Linked DNA regions of Homo sapiens: regions 1, 2, 3, 4 and 6 are each linked to region 5. Evidence: chromatin contacts called from ENCODE Hi-C or POLR2A ChIA-PET data. All regions are on one chromosome and are shown on one strand. The core of a region is the stretch at or near the end of the contact, and the rest is flanking DNA. Distances in the headings are between cores, read along the strand shown. Region 1 holds the start of PSMC4 (proteasome 26S subunit, ATPase 4). Region 2 has its middle 18 kb from the start of PSMC4. Region 3 has its middle 18 kb from the start of LINC01480. Region 4 holds the start of ZNF546 (zinc finger protein 546). Region 5 holds the start of LTBP4 (latent transforming growth factor beta binding protein 4). Region 6 holds the start of DMAC2 (distal membrane arm assembly component 2).

What was found. Hi-C counts contacts between places; a loop is a spot of excess contacts on that map. ChIA-PET counts read pairs that join two places held with the same protein, here RNA polymerase II (POLR2A). Pooled maps may share reads with other maps.
Region 1: a map with no recorded cell type shows a loop between it and region 5 (4-fold over the local background). The contact joins the promoter of PSMC4 here to the promoter of LTBP4 in region 5. A Hi-C loop is called at or near these places in 1 of 37 single-sample maps with no recorded cell type and 5 of 50 pooled maps. POLR2A ChIA-PET finds 5 or more read pairs at or near these places in 1 of 52 experiments (activated CD8-positive, alpha-beta memory T cell).
Region 2: a loop to region 5 is called in a map with no recorded cell type, with 4 times the contacts of the local background. The contact joins the enhancer-like site here to the promoter of LTBP4 in region 5. A Hi-C loop is called at or near these places in 1 of 37 single-sample maps with no recorded cell type and 3 of 50 pooled maps. POLR2A ChIA-PET finds 5 or more read pairs at or near these places in 2 of 52 experiments (A673 and activated B cell).
Region 3: a loop to region 5 is called in a map of naive thymus-derived CD4-positive, alpha-beta T cell, with 2.8 times the contacts of the local background. The contact joins the enhancer-like site here to the promoter of LTBP4 in region 5. A Hi-C loop is called at or near these places in 2 of 168 maps with a recorded cell type or tissue (naive thymus-derived CD4-positive, alpha-beta T cell and natural killer cell) and 8 of 50 pooled maps. POLR2A ChIA-PET finds 5 or more read pairs at or near these places in 2 of 52 experiments (CD4-positive, alpha-beta memory T cell and activated CD4-positive, alpha-beta memory T cell).
Region 4: a pooled map shows a loop between it and region 5 (3-fold over the local background). The contact joins the promoter of ZNF546 here to the promoter of LTBP4 in region 5. A Hi-C loop is called at or near these places in 1 of 37 single-sample maps with no recorded cell type and 10 of 50 pooled maps. POLR2A ChIA-PET finds 5 or more read pairs at or near these places in 3 of 52 experiments (A549, activated CD8-positive, alpha-beta memory T cell and activated T-cell).
Region 6: a loop to region 5 is called in a pooled map, with 2.9 times the contacts of the local background. The contact joins the promoter of DMAC2 here to the promoter of LTBP4 in region 5. A Hi-C loop is called at or near these places in 6 of 50 pooled maps. POLR2A ChIA-PET finds 5 or more read pairs at or near these places in 2 of 52 experiments (A549 and WTC11).

Annotation. Positions count from the first base shown.
Region 1 is chr19:39,969,607-39,972,977 of GRCh38, reverse strand. It overlaps PSMC4 (proteasome 26S subunit, ATPase 4), which reads right to left and starts at 1,813. Exons shown (of 11, transcript NM_006503.4): 1 at 1,740-1,813; 2 at 734-832; 3 at 423-609. The coding sequence starts at 1,775. It overlaps LOC124904720 (a long non-coding RNA gene), which reads left to right and starts at 2,007. Exons shown (of 3, transcript XR_007067260.1): 1 at 2,007-2,098; 2 at 2,542-2,624. RefSeq lists enhancers at 850-1,529, 1,554-1,943, 2,444-2,493.
Region 2 is chr19:39,951,699-39,955,287 of GRCh38, reverse strand. No RefSeq gene overlaps it. Among named protein-coding and RNA genes, the nearest start is that of PSMC4, 18 kb to the left of the region's middle. Within about 2 kb of position 1,652, at least 8 of the 41 ENCODE cell types and tissues checked have a DNase peak (open chromatin) inside an H3K27ac peak, as active enhancers do; they include A673, where a contact is called at or near this core.
Region 3 is chr19:41,551,842-41,555,284 of GRCh38, reverse strand. It overlaps a transcript of CEACAM21 not described here. Among named protein-coding and RNA genes, the nearest start is that of LINC01480, 18 kb to the right of the region's middle. Within about 2 kb of position 2,079, at least 5 of the 41 ENCODE cell types and tissues checked have a DNase peak (open chromatin) inside an H3K27ac peak, as active enhancers do; they include natural killer cell, where a contact is called at or near this core.
Region 4 is chr19:39,994,550-39,998,309 of GRCh38, reverse strand. It overlaps ZNF546 (zinc finger protein 546), which reads right to left and starts at 1,250. Exons shown (of 7, transcript NM_178544.5): 1 at 1,153-1,250; 2 at 395-449; 3 at 1-62. RefSeq lists a silencer at 216-315 and enhancers at 1,134-1,428, 1,101-1,600, 1,436-1,615, 1,601-2,102.
Region 5 is chr19:40,599,935-40,603,603 of GRCh38, reverse strand. It overlaps LTBP4 (latent transforming growth factor beta binding protein 4), which reads right to left and starts at 2,235. Exons shown (of 30, transcript NM_001042545.2): 1 at 1,967-2,235. The coding sequence starts at 2,216. RefSeq lists an enhancer at 447-970 and a silencer at 2,152-2,301.
Region 6 is chr19:41,438,661-41,442,191 of GRCh38, reverse strand. It overlaps DMAC2 (distal membrane arm assembly component 2), which reads left to right and starts at 2,280. Exons shown (of 6, transcript NM_018035.3): 1 at 2,280-2,310. The coding sequence starts at 2,293. RefSeq lists an enhancer at 2,376-2,545.

The DNA.
Region 1 (3,371 bases), core at 564-3,063, 630 kb after region 5:
GGTCAGGAGTTCAAGACCAGACTGGCCAACATGGTGAAACCCTGTCTCTACTAATAATACAAAAATTAGCCAGACTTGGTGGTCCATGCCTGTAATCCCAGCTACTTGGGAGGCTGAGACAGGAGAATCGTGTGAACCTGGGAGGTGGAGGTTGCAGTGAGCCGAGATCATGCCATTGCACTCCAGCCTGGACAAGAGCAAAACTCTGTCTCAAAACAAAAAACAAACAAACAAAAAAAACATAGATATACATATATATATGTGTATATATATATATATGTATGTATTTCTACCTTTCGATCAGTCAAAATACTCTGAAGAACATTGCACTGCACTGCCCTGCCTTGTTTGCTGCTGCCTAGCACATGGTAGGAAATAGTTGTTAAGTGGACAGATGAATGAATGAGGTGTCCTTAGCACACCTGTGGTAGAGCCCACGATGGCTGTATTCTGATCCACAGCCTCCAGAAATTGTCCGATGACCAGCGGGATGCTTTGGATTCGCTTCACCTCCTCCTGGGCATGGAGAAATTCCTTTTTCAGGTTCTTTTGCTCATCTTTGATGTATTCCTCCTGCACCTCCAGGAACTCCAGCTCTTGCTGCAGCTTCTGCGAGCAGAGAGGGGACAGAAGGGGATGGCTCCAGACTTGCTGATCCAGAGAGTGGTGGAAAGTGGGGAAGAGTATGAGATGTCAGGTCCTGTGCAAGGTCTGGGTTGGGGGTCGAATGTACCTTGTAGCGGCTGTACAGGTCCTCCAGGTCCTCAGGCTCAGGGCCCAGGAAGGACAGGCCGGTCTGGGGCCGGGACACGGACAGTGCTGGGATCTCATCCTAGACGAAAGGGGATAACTCACATTGGAAGAAGACAGTCCTCTCATGAAAGCTTCCCAACTTCACTAATGTTTGTTCCCCTCCCCACTTCACCCTGATGTCACTTAGCCCCTAACAGACCCCTGATATCTTAAGACCCTCTAAATAGATCCTGGAAACCTTTTGGCCACCTAAACAAGCTCTTTATGTCAACTTGCCCCTCAAACAGATCTTATGTTATCATATACCACTCATAACATGTCCCCAGTGTCACACAACCCCCAACTAGGATCTAAACGTCACATCAACTCCTTATCAGACCCAAATGCCACCCAATCCCCTTCAAGAGGTTCCTAATGTCACATGGCTCTCCTAGATAGGCTGTTAAAGTGACTGCGCCTTCAACGAGTCCCAACATTCCCCAGTTTCCCCTCAAAGATCCCTTATGTCACAGTCTCCTAACTCACCTTAGACCTAAATATCACTCAGGCAAGCCACAGATAATACTTAACTACCCGCCCCATTACCCCCATCAGCAAAGCCCTGAACATCAGTCAGCCCCGCAGCCCAGACCCGGGGATCACTCGGCCGCACGGCGGGATCCCATATATCACTCACCGCCTGACCCAATCCCAACGCCGGGCCACCGACCTCACTAAGCACTACCGGCCAGGGTTCGAAATCAATCCGTCTCAAAGACCCACTAACGTCACTCACTCCCCCAGCCCCGCTTTCTGAGCCTTACCTCCTACCATCACTCGGCCACCCAGACAGGCCTTCGAATGGCACAAAGCTCTCCACCGAGGCCTCTAAAATAACCCCAACCTGGGCCGGGGTCCTGGAAGCCATTCCTCCCCCCACTCAGGTCTGGCTTCACCCTCTCCCCGCGAGCCCGGCCCGGACTAAAAAGCCCAAGTCCCCACTGTACCTGAGCCTTCTCCACCAAGATGCCTATCTCCTCCATAGTGACCAAGCCGGCCTCTGTGTGGCCTGGGATGATCTGTCACCGCTTCCGCTGACGACAACGGAAGTCCCTGGCTGAGGAGGCTTCTGGGAAGTGTAGTTTAAGTTACGGCTGAGAGGTGCTGGAAGGGCAGGATAGGACGAAGGGCTGGTCTGGGCTCCGCCCTCAACATAAGCTCATGCGCTGTCCGTACCCGCAGGCGCGAGGGCGGGACGGGAGCTGTGGGCGTGCGCAGTATCACGCGGTGGCGCCATCTCGCCCTGCCGTGGAGGGCTGGGGGTTCTCTCCGGGAGGTGGCGCAGCCCCGTTGCTCTTTCAACGGAGTAAGTTCGCAGAGCTCTGGCACGGACAGTCTGGCGGCCAACTGCTCTTCGCTTTCTAGTGTCTGGGCTGGAGGGTCCTTGAGCTGGGTTCCACAGAAGGGATTGATCGTACGGGCGGGTAAGGTCTCCACGTGGCGCTGATCCAAAGATTGTGCGCCGCGCGGGCGTGGGAAGATCCGAGCTGCCCCTGAAGGTGACATTTCATACTGGGCTTTACCCCGGGATTGAGGAGCCCCGAGCCCGCAGTGAGCAACCAATCGAGTAGAACCCACGCGTCTGGGCTGGGGAAAAGGAGGCAGCGAGTGCCCAGAAGTTGGGTAGCACAGGAGATCCATAGACCTTAGTTCTGTATCCCAGGTTTCCGCCTTACAGATCTATGCCAGGTCCTGCGCTTAAGCTTTACAGGCATCATCGTCGCAAGTATTATGTTTCCTCATTTATAGAGAAGGAGACAAGCTCAGAGCCACGAAGCCACCAGCCACAGTCAACAATGTGCCGAAGGGACAAAGCATAGATTGGGACCCAGGTCTGTCTGTCCCCAAAGCCTGTACTCTTGGCCCCAGGGAAACACTGCTACCCTTCACACCAGCTACAATTTTTGTTAAGTAAACCTTTTATTGAAGTTAAATAAAGAGAAGAGCACAAATCATTACAGCTCGACAAAATTACACAAAGTGAACATGCCCATACAACCTGAATCCAGATCGCAAAACCAAACAGTAGAAGCCTCATGTGCTCCCCTTTCCCCCATCCCTTCTTCTCCCCCCTCCACTCCCCGCCCCGAGACGGAGTCTCACTCTGTTGCCCAGGCTAATATTTGTATTTTTAGTAGAGACAGGGTTTCACCATGTTGGCCAGGCCGGTCACAAACTCCTGACCTCAAGTGATCTGCCTGCCTTGGCCTCCCAAAGTGCTGGGATTATAGGCGTGAGCCACCACATCCGGCCTCCCGATCCCTTCTAAAGGTTATCATTCATCTGTTTTTTTCTTTTTTTTTTAAGAGCTAGAGTCTCTGTCGCCCAGGCTGGAGTGCAGTGGCACGATCATAGCTCACTAGAGTCTCCAACTGCTGGCCTCAAGCTATCCTCTCTCCTCAGCCTCTGAAAGCACTGGGATTACAGGCATGACCCACCCCATGTAGCCTTTAAAAATATATCTTTTGAAAGAGATTCTTGCTCTGTTGCCCAGGCTGGAGTGCAGTGGTGAGATCACTACTCACTCCAGGTTCAACCTCCCAGACTCAAGCAATCCTATACCTCAGCTTCCCAAGCAC
Region 2 (3,589 bases), core at 403-2,902, 650 kb after region 5:
AATTTGGGGCCAGGCACGTGGCTCACACTTATAATCCCAGCACTTTGAGAGTCCAAGTCAGGAGGATCACTTGAATCCAGGAGTTTGAGAGCAGCCTGGGTAACATAGGGAGACCTTGTCTCTACAAACAATTTAAAAATTAGCTGGGTGTAGTGATGCACGTCTGTAGTCTCAGCTACTTGGGAGGCTGAGGCAGGAGGATCACTTGAGCCCAGGAGGTCAAGGCTGCAGTGAGCCATGATCATGCCACTGTACTCCAGCCTCAGCAACAGAGCAGGACTTTGTCTCAAAATAAATAAATAAATACAATTTGGTAATCATAGGAATTGTGGCTCTTTTAGAAATGGATGATTGTGGTTCTGGGTAGGAAATGTACCATAAACCAAGACAGCTCCCACTGGTCTAAGGTTTGACCACTTCAAATGTTAAAAATCCATGCATTCATAAGGATATTACATACACACACACACACACACACACACACACACACACGCACACACACGTTTTGGTTACCTTTAGAGAGAATGTACTAAAACTGAAAATTGAAGCATTTAAGTTGCTTTTTCTGTATTAACTACAATTTAGGGTAACCAGAGAATTAATGAGGGGATGCTTCTTTGTATAATAGCATTGTAGTTAATAAATGAAGAGAAAATAATACATTAAAAATCCCCATTTTGCAAAGCCCTGGTGAAATAATGGAACTAGACAGGTTTCCAGATTTAGCCAATAAATGGCATGGGACATATTTATACTAAAAATTAATTGTCACCTGAAATTCAAATTGAACTGGAGGTCTTGTATCTTAGTTAGCAACTCTACATCAAGGTAATGATCAACAATGGATATTAATATCATTGAGACAGATGCAGAAAAATCATTTGATAAAGTTAAACATCTATTTATGATTAAACAATTAAAAGTAGAAGGAAACTTCTTTAATACAATAATGTATACTTTCAAAAATGCTACGGTAAGCATCATACTTAATAGCAAAATATTGAAAACAGGCTGGGTGTAGTGGCTGATGCGTGTAATCCCAGCACTTTGGGAGGCTGAGGGAGGTGGATCACTGGAGCCCAGGAGTTCGAGACCAGCCTGAGCAAAAACCCCATCTTTACAGAAAAATACAAAAATCAGCTGGGCGTGGTGGCATGTGCCTGTAGTCCCTACTACTTGGGAGGCTAAGATGGAAGGATCGCTTGAGCCCAGGAGGCAAAGGTTGCAGTGAGCTTAGATTGTGCCGCTGAACTCCAGCCTGCGTGACAGAGCGAGACTCCCTCTCAAACAACAACAAAAACCAATGGAAAGTATTTTCTTTGTGATCAGAAGCAAGACTAGGATGCCCCCATCATATCTTTTATTCAATTATCTATTGGAAAGCCTAAAGAAAAGTTATAAAGATGAGAATGGAAGGAATTAAACTAATTCATAAGCAATATGATTGTATGTGTAGAGAACCCAAAAGAACCTACAAATACATTATTCAAATAATAAATCATTTTATTTATTGACTCCTGGTTTTGTGACAGGCAAGCTGGCTGACTTCCTGTTTTGATGTGGTCCAGAGAAAAAGAAGAAAAGCCCCTTACTCAAGATGTAGCTTACCTAATCTCCAGCCAATCAGCATCAAAGGCCCAAGAAGCTAGTAACCACAAGTTCCTGCTTTAGGGGCCTAGGGACTTCCCCAGGGACCTGCAAGTACAGCTAGGCTTGTTTCAACTTTTCCTTATTTTAATGCTAAAAATCATGCCCAGAGGTGATTTAAAATGCTAATGTTATATACAATGTATGAAAAAGCGTGTTGAACCACTGTGCAGGCACCAAAGAAATCCCTCCTAAACATTCAATGACAGGCACGTCACAGCAGCTAGGCCCCTATAAGACAGATCAACCTGCTCCCTTTGGGGTGCAGCCCACCCTTTTCCTTTTGCAGTGCTGACCTTTCTTGTGCACAAGCTAAAATAAACATTCTCTTTTTCTTTCTTTTTTTTTTTTTTTTTGAGATGGAGTCTTGTTTTGTCGCCCAGGCTGGAGTGCAATGGCACAATCTCAGCTCACTGCAACTTCTGCCTTCCAGGTTCAAGCAATTCTCCTGCCTCAGCCTCCCAAGTAGCTGGGATTACAGGTGTGCACCACCACACCCAGCTGTTTTTTTTCGTATTTTTAGTAGAAATGGGTTTTCACCATGTTGCCCAGGCTGGTCTTGAACTCCTGGGCTCAAGCAATCCACCTGCCTCAGCCTCCCAAAGTGCTGGGATTACAGGGGTGAGCCACCACACCCAGCAATCTCACTTGATTTCTATCCTGGAAGACTACAAGAACCAAGGATGATTGTAACATCTCCTGGTACCCCAGATGGGACCCTCATTTTAGGTCCCCACAGGAGTTAGCAAGACTTCCTGGAGGACAGAGGCAACTGACCAGGTGGTAACAAAGGTGGCCACTCTGGACCATTGCTTTGGTGTTGGTGCTTTGGAGAGTCAAGTCTGGACCCTAGGTGAGTCTGCTCTTCTTCTTCTCTCTCTCTCTCTCTCTCTCTCTCTCTCTCTCACCAGATGCCCAGTAAATGGCATGGCCAGGATTATATCTGGCCATCTCCTCTGCGTATTTCTTACCCTTTCCAAGATTTGAAACTTTCACCAGGAGTACAATGAGTGAGGACTACTAGAACATCTTGTCAAGTCAAAGGAAATGTTAGACTAAACTTAATACATTAATCACTAAACCTATCTGGATTGTTCAAGAACCGGCCAAACCAATCCTTGCCTTGACTTATGTCTGACATTGATAAGGGCCTCTTTCTTTCTTTTGTCTCTCCTTCTCTCCCTTATTTTTGGAAATTTGGGTGGGAAGTTGGGGTGATTCCAGTTAGCCCTTCTGGGAAACTTGCGTAGGCAGTTGGAGTGATTCTGGCTGGCCCTTCTGAGATTGGTCTAGGGAACTGCCCCAGACATGTGTGGGCTAGGTACCAGCCGGCAATCTGGAATTCTCTTTTGTTTCAAATACTGAAACCACTCAGTATTTTCCCTGACCGTATTCTTCTTTGTGGAGCCTGGACGTTTATAATCTGTTTTGTCAGTTGTCTGAATGGAAATGCGTTCTTGTTTCTGGTCCTTGTTGCATGGGTGAAGCCACCCTCCAGGATTCTTGGAAGGAAGCCTTACTCATTAGGCCAGATGAAATTTTTCCTCTGTCTAGTACATCATCTCGTTTCTTGTTAGAGTCCATGTAAATAAATGTGGGTGTAGAGTAAGTTCTACTTGGAGCTGATGTAAAATCTACTACTTGCTAGACTTTGTGGGTTGAAGCTGGCAAATCCAAGAGCTAAAGGCTCTCAAGCCCCCTCGTTCTGCTCTCCTCCCTCTGTCCTCTTTGGCTTGCTTAGTTCTTGCCAGGGATTTGAAGGTCTGGGATGAGTCAGACCAGGATGTGTGCTGCAATTGTGAAGACTGTCAGAGTCAGAGGCTGCATCCCTCACCAGACCTCTTGATTACAGGACACCAGCTCTACCATGGGAAACACTACAGACGTCCCAAAAGATTCCCCCCCTTGGATGCATCCTCTGTAATTGGGATCAGTTTAAATG
Region 3 (3,443 bases), core at 830-3,329, 950 kb before region 5:
AAGAAAAAGATTTGCAATGTTTCATGAAAGGAGTAGATGAGTGAAGCATTTATTTGTAGATACTGGGTTGGATACCTGTGCAAAGAAGAAGAGGTCAATAATAAAAATTGCCAGGGGATTTCTTGGAACTTAACAAGCTGAATTAAATATAGAAATGTCAGGAAATCAAGGCAGGAAATACTCACTTGTGGTTAGGCAGACAGGGCAGGGTTCTGAGCTTGAGATGGAGCAAACAGTTGTGGTGGGTGAAGTTCACATGCTTTAGAGCTCAGCTGTCCTAGTAAAGAAGCCTAAGAGTCTCTAAAGCTCTTATGAGAAGATGGATTTTTTTTGCCTAGATTAAAAGGTTAAAGAATTGCTTTAAGTTGGATAAAATAAAGCTAAATGTTTAAGCAAGTTGTGAAAGGTTTATGAAAAAATTAATTAAAATATTTTTGTGTGTAAACATATTGACTAAAGTTGAAGGGGTATAATTCAGCATTTCTGTAAATTGAGCATTGAAATAAAAACACAATGGGTTTCTCTTAGAGCACTAACCTGCTCTTTAACAAAAATTGTAAAGGGTTATAGAAAGTCTATAAAAATGTTACCTTATGGTCAAACATTAAAATTGGGTAAATATGTCTATCAGGTTTTATTAAGAATTAGGTTTAACATTAATAGTACACTAATGTAAAGGTGAAATTTGGCTTATTTGGTACAAAAATCATACAGGAAGCATTGTGAAATATAAAATGATTTTTAGCTTTCTTTGGGCTATATTTCTATAAATATGTTATTGATGAGGGTTCCAAAGTTATGGGAGACTCCTATAATTCTGCTATATCTCAGTGTACATTATCAGTCATAATTATAATTGTCATGTTAAATTATTGTGGGCCACAGAGGTAACAGATTTCCTTGTCAATTGTGTCTTTGACTATGACTACCCTAAAACGTTCAGTCACCCATATACACATGTTACCTTGTTTTGGCCCTCTTTAGAAGGTAATTTTATAATCAGCTATAAAGCCCTAACAGGTGCTCTTAAATGCAAATTTTGATAACTTTGGAGATTGTGACATCAGAAGAGAGGAAAAATGTTCGGGACACTTGGAGAGCTAAAATGTTCATTGATATCAAGCAGGACAGGAATTAACTGCATGAAGTGAACTAATAGGAGGCTGAAGTGATCTTTTTGACTTTTTGCTTAAAACGTTGCTGATCCTTTGTTTTGCTTTTCAGAGTCAAGGCAAATTTTCTTTTGAGCTATTGACAGCTTTTAACGATTAATCAAAATATACTCCTATGAACACCATTTGGAGCATTATTTGTTTCTCTCTACCCGATTTCCCCAGAATTTGGAAACTATTTGTGGGTATTCTTAATTTATGGCAATATAGTTATTTGCATAAGTGCAATAAGAATGTGTTTTCTTTGGTAACAGGACACAATTTGAAAAACTGGTTATTTTACCAAGGTTTTGACCAGAATGCTGTGCTTTCCTTTAAGGAATCAAACTTGACTTGTGGAGCTAATAAAGCCTTTGGAAAACTGACCTTATATCCTGTGAACACAGTCCCTGTACAGGGTTACTGATCTGTGGGAAGAAAAGAATGTCACATTCTGACAGGTCAGGAATCCCAAGTTATCTTGAAACTTCAAGAGGACAGGAATTCACCCAACCATATGTATTTGATGGTAGAAATCCATGGCAGGGGCTCAGCTTTAAAAAGTCTTATCTCAGATTCCTTCTATAAAACAAAGTCCCATTAAAACCAATTTTAAAAGCCTATGTGAAAAATAATTATTCTTGCTGCACCTCGTACAAATAAAGTGGCAAAGCATAATAAAGCAAATTGGTCCTGTCGTAATTTGTCTTTAGTAAAAACGGGAAACTGGGGTCGGGTGCAGTGGCTCACTCCTGTAATCCCAGCACTTTGGGAGGCTGAGGTGGGCAGATCATCTGAGGTCAGGAGTTCAAGACCAGCCTGGCCAACACGGTGAAACCCCATCTCTACAAAAATACAAAAATGAGCCGGGCATGATGGCGGGTGCCTGTAATCCCAGCTACTCAAGGGGCTGAGGCAGGGAAGCGGAGGTTACAGTGAGTCAAGATCGTGCCACTTCACGACAGCCTGGGTGACAGAGCAAGACTCCATCTCAACAACAACAACAAAAAAGGGTAACTGGAGAGAGGGAAGTTATGTTTCAAAAACTTTTGGAAACTATAGTACACCTGTTTTTAAATTCTAGTCTGGCATTCAGTTTTTATTATTTTCTACAGTTTGGGTTAAATTCGTATTTCTCTGGCTACAAGTCTCCTAAATAATCTTTTCATTTGTTTCCTTTTTCTTTCCCTTTTTCCCCATTTTTCTTAATTGGAAATCACTGAAACCTAAGCTGTGCTTTCTTAAAGCCCTGTGAACTGAAGACTAGACAACCGAAACTTCTGAAGGAAGTAGCAGCAACCTATTTATATGTGTTGCTGTTGCCTACTATTATGTTTTAGCAGGTGCTGCCTCTACACCCCCGAAACAGAGAGTGCTACTGGGAACAAATCGACTTTTTCCACTCCAGTGCTGCATTCGGTGCCCCATAACGATGACCCCCTCTCAGCAGGAAGTAGCCAGAAAGATTACAATGCTCCATCTCCCTATGATTCTTGTGATAAATAAATATACAAGCATGATAGAAATCATGCGCAAATTGACAGTGGGGATTGTGGCAGGCCAGATTTCACTAATGGAGGTCCCCATCACAACTACTTCAGTACTGACTGAGTGGTTAAGTTCAGTATCAAAAGCTGAAAGTGCCAGCGCCTTTCTACAAAGGCTAGAATGTAACAAAAGCCCACCAAGGGTTTTACCTAGGCCTTTCCTGGGCCTTACAGCATGACAAAACAAAGAAGGAATTCTTAACCAGACCTGTTTAGGATTAAACAAATTTAATTGGGGGTCTGAAGAAACTCGCCAGGCCTCCACAAACAAGTTCATTGGGGGTCTAAAGGAACCCCCCCCAAACCTCTGTGATTGAGCAGGAGACAAGGTCAGGGTAATAGCCCCAGCACCTGGACTCATTTAGATTTAAGTAAATGTACTGAGGCTCCAGAGAAAGGTCTCCAAGACTTAGACTAGAGTTACAGATTAAAAGAAGTTAATCACTTATATCTTTAGATAAATGCACACTGACACGTAGACATACATCTTAGAAAATATATAAGCTCTGGAAAACCTTGTAATTTACAGTTGGTCTGGAGATATTTTCTGGGCCTTCTCTCTGTAACCGGTTCCAGAAATAAAAAACTCTCTTCCTCCCCAGTTTATCTGCATCTCGTTATTGGGCCGTGAGAAATAGCAGCCAGACCCTGAGTTTGGTCTGGGAACACACTGGCTGGGCTTCCTGCCTGGCGGTAGAGCTTCACTGTCCTCCTTCCCAGCCAAAATGTGGCCCTTGAAGGCTTC
Region 4 (3,760 bases), core at 1-2,500, 600 kb after region 5:
AAAGGAAGGCCTGGGATAGGTCACTGGACAATTCAGGAAAAGCAAAGCAATGTTTCCATTTCCTAAAAACAAAAACATTTTATGCATTTATTTAAAGATTTACTTAAAGATATAGACCAGAGAGTTGCAATTTATGTGACAAATAATTTAGTCTTTTTAGATTGAATCAAATGAACTTCTTCAAAGGGAAAAATGCAAATGAAAGCTACAGAAAGTACCTGGGGATGTGATTTTTGTGACTGTGAGCAATGAGGTGACAGGCTCTGTGGTAGATTGTGGCTGTGCTTGACATAGCAGTGTGGTACCACGCCGTATGACTGGGTGCAGGCAAGGCTGTGTGAGGATTAGAATGTGTGATTTCCATTTTATGAATAAAAAGGAAATATAAACTTACCTGGACCTGAACTTTTAGACCTGCTACAACAATTGTTCCCTCCTTTTCAGGATCCCTGTTTTGATGAATAGCAGAATGGGGGAAGAAAAATAATCATGAGACAGCAGGCCTTTCTTAAGAGCACAGACCGACCTAGAATATCCCCTCCAGCGCCACATCTGTGCTGACCTCACGCACATAACAGCTGTGTGAGAGTGAGGCTGGGATCTGTCTCTGAACTCACACCAGGTTTCTAGATCAAAGGTATGGGAATGCAGTGGTTCTGAAACATGCAGCTGCCCACACAGCGGCTCCAACTGCGCAGTCTTCCAACCTGTCGTCCCAGGAGTCTGTTTTAGGGACACTTCTAATTCAAAAGTCCAATCGCCAACCCAGGTCTGTACCTTCTTGCTGGGAACCTTCATCCCAGAGCTCGATATTTGACTTCCCTCTTGGGGACACTGCTGTGTGCAAACACCGAGGCCGTGAGGAGGGTAGAGGGTCAGTGACACACACCAGAGAGCCAGGCACCTGTCTCAGCCTCACACCCGCACCCACACCCGCCCAACCCGGTCCTGACAGGCGCCCCGTCGCGCGCACACACACACATACACCGTCTGCCACATTTTGTCACACAATTTCCCTTCTCCGCTCCCCAAGCACGCACAGGCCTGAGGCTCCCTGCGGGCACGACACGCCAGGTCTGGGCCCTGGAGCGCCTCACTTTGGGCGGCAGTTCTATCCCCAGTCCTACTCGTAAGAGTCCCGTTCCGCCTCACCTAGCTCGGACTTCTCGCCCGCAAGTGAATAATAACGGTTAAGGTGACTGAACCGTTAAGAACGCAATGTAAAGGGCCCTTGGGGTCCAGGCAACACTGCCCAAGGGGCTTCTGGGAAATGTAGTCCACAGCCGGAAACTGATCCTTTTGGGCGGAGGCGCAGGCGCGCGCGCATCCGGCGGGTTCGACTCACTTACCAGGAACCCACGCAGGAAGCTGAGGAGGAGAACAGACGCCTCTGGGCCACTGGCCGGGCCACTTGAGCGTGGGACCGCCGAGTGTGACCCTGAGGCCGAGTGCGTGCGGGACTGGGCGATAGCTCCGCCAGGCAGGATTTTGTTTGTTTCACCTCTTGAGGTAGTCCCGGCGTGTAGTACATAATAGGCGCTTAATATGTGTATTGTAAAGAATGAGTGCCTGGCCATTTGTATTTGCCTTGTGAGCGCGTGTGTGTGGCACTGTGAGGGTTGCGGGACCGACGGAACCTCTCTGGCTCTGGCGGGTTGTGTTTCCGCGTGTGTGTAATTTGAGTGTGAGTCAGTGTGTAGTGAGTGAAGGGATCTGACTGGAGAAAACCACAGTAAATACCCGGGGCTGTGATTTTTGTGACTTTGGTCAATGGGACGACAGGCTCTGTGGTAGACTGGCTGTGCTTGACGTAACAATGTGGTACTATGCCGTGTGGTTGCCGGCAAGGCTATGTGAAGATGAGAATGTGTGATTTGGAAAATCTGGATGTGGAACATCACGGGTGCCAGTGGAATTGTGACTCTGTGTGTGTATAAAAGTTTGCAACCATAGGCCTATATGTCTGTGGGATAAAGAGAATATGTTGCGTCTTCTTGGAGTATCAGCTTTATTTAAACATTTGCATCAGAGAGTTGCGATTTATGTGCCAAAGATTTTTGTCTTTTTATATTGAATTAAATGAATTTTTTACAAAGAGAAAAATGAAAATAATAGTAACTTTCAAAAAATATTAAGAATTTCCTTCCACTCTTATATTCTGGCAATGGATCTTTGGCAATGGGTCTTTGGCAGATCAATTTGAAAAGCTTGGACTGAGGAAATTATACTTGGAAAGCACATTAGGCAGTCAGCCCTTGGTTCCTAAATACCATGCTCCACTGAAAGGAGCAAGGCTCCATGGAGAAATGGCAGATTCCAGAGCTGGGGAAGGGAAAGTTCAGAATGAACTTGGAACATCTTGTGCTTGAAAGTAAGGCAGTGCTCAAAGAATGGTGGGGACGTGTTCAAAGGACATGGAAACCAGATTGAAGGGACTTCCACTGACCAAACTTGACATGGTTTGAGCATCAAAATAAATAATGCTAGTTATAGATTAAAACCCATTAAATAACAGAGGGAATCATAATTCCAAACTGATATAAATTAGTACGTGAAAAAAAATTGAAAGTTTGATGAGGGACTGGATGTTTACATTGTTGCAAAGAACCCCTGCCCCCCCCCAAATCCCTTAAAAATGTGTCAATATAAGGCTGGGCACGGTGGCTTATGCCTATAATCCCAGCACTTTGGGAGGCCGAGGTGGGCGGATCGTGAGGTCAGGAGTTTGAGACCAGCCTGACCAACGTGGTGAAACCCTGTCTCTACTAAAAAAATACAAAAATTAGCTGGGTGTGGTGGTGCGTGGTGGGTCCTGTAATCCCAGCCACTCAGGAGGCTGAGGCAGGAGAATTGCTTGAACCCAGGAGGCGAAGGTTGCAGTGAGCCTAGATCGCGCCACTGCACTCCAGCCTGGGTGACAGAGTGAGACTCCATCTTTAAAAAAAAAAAAAAAAAGTGTCCATATGAAAAAATGCTCAACATTACTAATCATCAGAGAAATGCAAATTAAAACCACACTGAGATACCACCTCACAGTGTTAGAATAGCTGTAATCAAAGAGACAAAAGACGACAAGGGTTGGTGAGGGTATGGATATAAGGGAACACTTGTACACTATTTGTGGAAATGTAAATTAGTACAAACATAGAAAATATCCGGAGTTTTCTCAAATTAAAAATATAACCACTATATGACCCAGTCATCCCACTATATATATCTGTATATATCTGTATATATCCGTATCAGTCCATTCTTGCATTGCTATAAAGAAAACCCGAGACTCGGTAACTTATAAGAAAAGATGTTGAATTGGCTCACAGTTCTGCAGGCTGTACGGGAAGCATAGTGGCATCTGCTTTTGAGCAGGCCTCAGGAAGTTTCCAATCATGGTGGAAGGCAAAATGGGAGCAGGCACATCACATGGTGAAAGCAGGAGCAAGAGAGTGAGGAGGGAGATGGTACACACGTTTAAATGTCCAGATCTCATAAGAACTCACTATTATGAGGATGGAAACAAAGGGCTGCTAAGCCATTCATGAGGAATCTGCGCCCATGATCCAATCACCTCCCACCAGTCCCCACTTCTTATATTGGGGATTACATTTCAGTATGAGATTTGGGTTGGGATACACATCTAAACAATGTCATTCTGCCTCTGGCCCCTCTCAAATCTCCTGGCCTTCTCACATTTCAAAATACAATCTTGCCTTCCCAGCAGTCCCCCAGAGTCTTAACTAATTCCAGCATTAACTCAAAAGTC
Region 5 (3,669 bases), core at 986-3,485:
CAGTCCTCTCGAGTTCAAAGACGGCTGGAGGTTTCTGGGATGGAGGAACCTAGCTCAGAGGAAACTGAGGCGTCCTTTCAGCAGGAGTCCTTTTGTGGACAGTTACCTAGAAAACAGGACTCTAGTGCCGCCTAGGAGACAACCAGTTTGACGGTGCTGAAAACAGGGTTTAGATAGTGAAGTGGAATTCCTGGAAGTCATCAGCACTTAAGAGGCTCAATTGGCCGAGTCCCTCTGTGGAATCCCCTCCCCTCCCAGCTAAGGATTAAGTGCCAAAGGCTTTTTATTAATGGCTGCCTGTAAGGAGCACAATGTCTGGAGTCCTCTTGCGAGAACCCACTTATCAAGACCAACCCTGGGGTTCTCTGAAGATAAATGGGATCAGAAGTTCCTGGGGAAGGGGGTGAGCTAGAAGAACAGGACTTCTGGACAATACTACAGAGTTATCTGGGGAAAGGCACAGTTTGGGAGGTGGGAGGGAAGAATGAGAGGGAATTTCACTGGAGGAGTGGTCTCTAAAGTCTGTTGCCATGGTTGGAGAGCGGGTCTAGGGCCTGGAGCAAAAACTCAGCTCCCTTAGGTAGGAGTGTGGGGCCATGACTCCAGGGTGGTCTAATGGGGGCTTTTAATTGAGTAGTGGGGCCTAGGAGAGGCTTAACTAGGAATCAAAATTGCAGAATGGTAAGGGTCTCTGATGGAGGGGGTGGGAAACCAGCCAGGTCTGAGGGTATTTCCCAGGCTCCAGAGGCATTTCTCTGCCTTCTCTTGGCCTGAATGCAGGCCCGCAGGCCAGCTCCCTGGGGGTGCCTACACCCAGGGTGGGCCACTAGATGGCCACAGCCAACGTCATGCCCCACAGCCCTGGCCAAGCGGGGAGTTGAGGACATAGGGGTCCCTTTGAGGTCAGCCCCCACTTCACATGCCACTCCTTGCACCCCCAAGGGCTTGGCACCCGCCTGGGCATGGCGCCTGGCACAGGCACGTTGGGGCTGGGCCGGGAAAGAGTGAAAGAAAGAGGGAGGAAGGGGAGGAGAGAGGGAGTGGCAGCGGGCGGGGGCTCAGGCGGGAGATGAGCTCACGCCGGCCGGGCTGGGCTGGCTGGGGGCCAGGCTGGGCGAGTTCTCCGCTCCAGGGGCCCCCACTCCCCACTCCATAGGGTCTGCGGGGTAGGGGGCAGGAAGGCCCGATCCCAGAGAGTCTGCCCACTTTTGCATCCTGGAACAACAGGTGGTGCGCCCTCCCCCACCTCACCTGAACCCCCAAGGCTCCCCATCTCTAGGAGTGCCTGGTGCATACACCTCCTGTCCCCTCCGCCCCCAGGGGGCGCCCCTTCCGTAAGCCCTCTTATCTGGATTTCTGTCGCACGTGGGACCCCTGCAACTCAGGTCCTGCGGAGACACCCCCACCCCACCCCCGCCGCCACACACACACACACACACACACACACACACACACACAACCCCCGTCTCTGTCCCCTCTCCCTCTTAGTTCTTCGGATTAACTTTCTTCTCTCTAGTACCCCACCTCACAGGCATTCCCATACAGAACCTTCCCACCCAAACACACAGAAACTGAGACGTCCCCCATGCGGTCCTGAGACTCTTGCTTGGTCCCCGGGGACTCCTTACTCAGCGTCTCAGAATTCGAGCCCCCCTCCCAAAAGTTCTCAGGCCCCTCAATTCTGAGATCCCCATTTTGACGCAAAGCATGAAAGCTGGCGCCAATTCCCTCACGTGGGACATCACAGGCCTCTAAGAACCCTCATTGCTTGCAAAATCGGAACCCTCAGGACCCAACCCCAAAAGCCAGGAATTTGGGGCCCCCTTCCTCAAATAGCCCCTGATATTCCCTTGCACTATTGCATATGGAATCTGGGCTCCCTCTCCCTGGAGGACTGTCTCCTCCATCCCCAGGGATCCTCCTCCCCCCCGGAGCCGCTCTCTCGGGACCACCACCCCGCACTCACAGGCGCGGAAGCCGGGTCCCCCCGGGGCCGCCCCGCCGGGAGCGCCGCTGTCCACGCTGGTGGCGTTGCGGGGCGCGCAGGTCGGGGTACAGCGGGAGCCGGTCGGCCCATGGACGCAGCGCAGGCCGCACACGACCGGGGTGAAGCGCACGCGGAGACGCTCTCCGAGCCGGCCCAGTCCAGGCTGCGGCCCTAGCTGCGCCAGCAGCACCAATAGCGACACCCAGAGCAGCCGCACGCCGCCCGCCATGGCTGCAGCGCCGCGCTCCGCCGCGCCGCCGCCCCAGCCCGCCCGAGGGGCCCGGCCGCACCCGCCCGCCCGCCCGCGGGGGAGGTCGCCCGCGCCCCCGCTCAGGCCCCCCCTCCTCACCACTCCCTCCCCGGCGGCCGCGCGGGGGCGCGTGGGGCTGGGCGCTTAGCCAGAGGCTCGCAGGCTGGGCGCTAGACTCGCAGGGGTGAGCGGGGCGCCCCCTCTGTCCCCATCCGCGCACCAACAAGTGGACCGGGCCTGTAGGGGAGCGGCGGGGAAGGGAACAGGTGGGGGCGGGCGGGTTTCCCCCCAGACAGAGCTGAATCCATAAAGAGGAAATCCATTAAGAGTAGTGGGGGCCACATTTGGGGAGACAGCTAAGAGTTGATCCTCTTCTGCCCGGGGCACAGAGAAAGGGGCTTCATCTTGATAGGGGGCTATCATGGTACATCTGGACAGCCAGGTGGGACATCTGAGGGATGGGAGAAGGGTCGCTACACCTGGGCACATAAAGGAATTGGGCGTCTAGATCCTGGGCAGGAGGCTGGAGGTGGGGGGGATACATGTGAAGATGTAGCCACATCTGGCCAGAACGCCACACCTGGCGGGAGAAGTCACAATGGATAAAGGGAGGCTGTGGGCGGGGGTACTAACATCTGGCCCGAGGCTCACATCTGGAAGACTTTAGGGGGAGGGGTCACATCTGGGCTGAAGGCTACAGCAAGAGGAGGGTTTTGAGGGTGTTTGAGATGAGGGGTGTTCTAGACTAGGGGTCAAGAGCTGGAGCGGGAGGAGGGCAGGGGGAAGATTCGGGAAACAGGAGGAGGCCTTTGGCCCCCAGCCGCCCCACAATCTTGAGCATTTGGTGCCCAGGCAGGCGCCAACCCGCACAATCGCTTTTGTTGTCTGGGCTGGTTCGGCGGAGCTTTCTAACGGGCCAGCGCCCTCCCTCTTCGGCCGCGGGGAGCCCGGACGCCTGGCTTCCCGGCCCCACCCCCGCGGGTCAGTGCCTCTGGCCTGTGTCTGGTCCTGTCCCGGGCTCACCTCGCACGGCCGGACGCTGGGGTCCCTAGAGGGGGCCTCGTCCTGGGGGTGGGTGCTGAGCTACAACGGGGGGCGGGTAGGCGGCGGCTGGACCGTGGGAACCAGACGGCTTTATCTGGCCCGGAACCCCCCTCGCCCCAGGCGGAGGAAAGGCGGATGTGCTTACCCGGGGCCTTGCCAGCGGGGGCACGCTGTGGGGGCCTCCTTCTCAGTAGTCCCCGGCCCCCTGGCCCCCGGGGCCGCCGCCGCTTCAGTAGAGCTCTGGCCTCCTGGAGCCTGGGTGGGAGAGGACGGAAAAGCTGCTGTCACCGGGTTAAACTGACCTCCCCACCAAAGGGCCTCCATGCCAGGAAAATGTCTTTCAGTAGCGGCTCTGCCCAACCCTCCCCCCACAACACCTATTTATGGG
Region 6 (3,531 bases), core at 1,031-3,530, 840 kb before region 5:
CTCGCTCTGTCATCCAGGCTGGACTGCAGTGGTGCAATCTTGGCTCACTGCAACCTCCGCCTCCCGGGTTCAAGCGATTCCCCTGCCTCAGCCTCCTGAACAGCTGGGGTTACAGGTGCACGCCACCACACCTGGCGAATTTTTGTATGTTTAGTGGAGACGGGGTTTCACCATGTTAGCCAGGCTGGTCTCAAACCCCTGACCTCAGGTGATCTGCCCACCTCGGCCTCCCAAAGTGCTGGGATTACAGGCGTGAGCCAACGCGCCCAGCCCCAAGTCCCTTTTACCATAGAAAGTAACATAGTCACAGTGCCCAGGGATTCACAGGTATGGGGAGAGGGTTCGTTATTCAGCTGCCACACCCACCTTCCTAAACCTGCTGCCCTTCCAGTTTCCTCACGTGCACAGCCACGCCCGTCTGCTTTTAGTTTCTCAATCTGTTGGCTTAACCTTCAAAACAGGCCCAGGATTTGAGCACTTCTCACCATTCCCTCTGCCCCATCCCCATTCATCTCTTGCCTAGACTGCTACAGCAGCCTCTTTTACTGGTCCCCTGCATCCACCCTTGCCCTCTAAGGCAAGGGTCCCCAGTCCCTGGGCCAAGGACCAGTACCAGCCCCTCGCCTGCTAGGAACTGGGCCGCACAGCAAGAGATGAGCAGCGGGTAAGTGAGCATTACCGCCTGAGCTCCGCCTCCTGTCACATCAGCAGTGGCATTAGATTCTCATAGGAGGCAAACCCTATTGTGAACTGTGCGTGCGGGGGATCTAGGTTGCCTGCTCCTTATGAGAATCTAATGCCTGATGATCTCAGGTGGAACAGTTTCATCCCAAAACCATCCCCACCCCACCCCCGACCCCCAGTCTATGGAAAAATTGTCCTCCACGAAACCAGTCCCTGGTAACAAAACGGTTAGGGACCGCTGCTCTAAGGTACATTCTCCACCTGGCAGAAATAATCTTTACAAAATGTAAATCCGATTTTGACACTCCCTTCTTCCCACTGTGAATAGAATAAAACCCTACCAGGCCTGCACCGTCAGCCCCTGCCCACCTCTCAACCCAGTCTCCTATCTCTGTCTGCAAGCTGGTTCCCACCTCAAGGCCTCTCTGCTCTAGAGGCTACCTCTCCCTGCAGCGCTTTTCCCCTAGATCTTTGAATGGCTCTTTCCTTATCATTCACTTCTACTTCAATGTCACCTCTTCAGAGAGGCCTTTGCTGATGGCCCTACACCCAGTCACTTTTTTTTATCTGCTTCTCATCAAAATTGCCTTGCTGATTCCTTTGTTTCTTATTCATCCTCTCCCACATCCATCCTCTCCCAGCCCAGAATGTTGACTTCCTGAGAGAGGGACTGGGTCTGTCCTGCTCACCATGGTAACCTCGGCATCTAGAACAGTGCCTGCCATCACGTGGTAGGTGCTCAGTAAATATTCTTGGAACTAATGAATGAATAATTCTATCCACAAGACTTCACAATGGCTCTTCATGCTGCGATCTAGCTTTCAACTCCAAACTGGTCTTGAGATCTCACCTCAGTCTCTAACCTTGACATCTAACCTCTTCACCCACTCTCTTACCTGACCCTAATTTTTAAAAATGACGTGGTCAGCTTTTCAGCCCCCTCATTCCCTGTTTTTAGGAGGTAGTGAGTGGAAGCTGGAAGAATAAGAAAGCTTGGGGAGACTGCAATTGCAGTCAGGAAAGAAAGGTACTCTGCCGGGAAGAACACCCCATCTTCTCCTAGGGAAAGATTGTGGAGTCCTGGGGTTTGTTTTGTTTTTCAATTTTTTGTTTTAAGAGACAGCGTCTCGCTCTGTCACCCAGGCTGGAGTGCAGTGGCGCAATCACAGCTCACTGCAACTTCGACCTCCCCGGCTCAAGTGATCCCCCCGCCTCAGCCTCGTGAGTAGCTGGGACCACAGGCGTGCACCACCACGCCCGGCTAACATTTTATTTTTTGTGGATATAAGGTTGCCCTATTTCTTTGTGGAGATAAAGGCTCCCCTATGTTGCCCAGGCTGGTCTCGAACTCCTGGCTTCAAGCGATGCTTTCGCCTCGGCCTCCACAAAGTGCTGGGTTCACAGGTGCGTGAGCCCGACCTGTGTCTCGTTTTGAAGCTCAGGGAGAGGGCGCTGTGAGCAATCCCTAAACCCTTTAAGAGTAAAAAGTGCGTGCACCTTTAAGAGGACGGTTAGAAAACGCGGGGCGTGGCCACAGGAGAATAAGTTCGCGCTGAACCAGGAGCGTGGGATAAGACCGGCCCCTTCCGGTTACGAAACCTTAGCAAGATGGCGGCTCCCTGGGCGGTAAGTGACCGGAGTTCCTAGAGCCCCAAATTTGAAGTCCGCTCTACAGCCTCCGCATTCAGGGCCTCTGTTGGCGGCCACGAGAGCAGAAAGCCGTGAGGCAGCAGGCTAAGCCTGGCAAGCCCCGTACTGGGAGTGCAAACCTGTGGCTAGTGGGGGCCAGGAAGGATCTGTGAGGGTCGCAGGCGGAGGAGACGCTTTAGCGAGCGAGAGGAGGCAGGGACTTGGCTGAGAGTATCCAATGGGGATGAGGGAGTGGCTGCCGAAGAGCGACGCGACTAACCAATCAGAGGGAGGGATGACACAAGGAGCTAATGGACAGGCAAGGGTGGGGCCTGTAGGATAAGAGAGCTTGGAAGGGATTGTTCGAGGATGTGGGATTTGGTCTTAGAAGACCGAAGGATGAATGTAAGGAAAGTTAGTGGGAGATTGACGAATTTTTACAGAAAACTCAAAAGCATGATGGGTGGGGGAACCAAGAGGTCAATTTGGAGGTTCTAAGGGCATGATCTGGGTGAAATTAAGAGGAGAATTTGAGATATTCTTTCAGAGGATTTAAAATCAAGGAATGAATTTAGGGAAAATTAAAGAGGTTGGCAGCTTTAAACTTTTGAGGAAAATAAGGGTTTGGGTAAAATTATCGAGATAATTTGAAAAAAAAAAAGAATTTGGTTAAAGCAAAGAGAAATTGGGGTAGATTAAGAGGAGACCTTGAAAGCAAAATTGAAGAGTTTGGGGGCTTCTTCCCATTGGCCACACCCCTCGACTTTCTTACTCTCCTCTTCAAAGCTCATGCTTTTTATACCCTTCTCGGTTCAGGGGTGTCCAATCTTTTGGCTTCCCTGGGCCACGCTGTTCGAAGAAGAAGAATTGTCTTGGGCCACACATAAAATACACTAACCATAACTGATGAGCCAAAAAAAAAAAAAAAAAAATCACAAAAATATCCTCCTAATGTTTTAAGAAAGTTTGCATGTTTGTGTTGGGCTGCATGCAGGCGGCGGGTTGGACAAGCTTGGTTGGTTTTAGGGATTGCTCAGAGCACCCTCTCCTTGAGGTTTGGAGATAAGTTTTTAAGATTATATTCTGGGGAAAGAAAGAAGTCATTTGGGAAGACCCCAGCAGAAGAATTGGGTAATTAAGGGGCAAATCTGTGGAAAATTAAGAGGTCAAATAATGCAGGTTTTGAGTGATAAGGGTTTGGGGGAAAGTTAGAGGAAG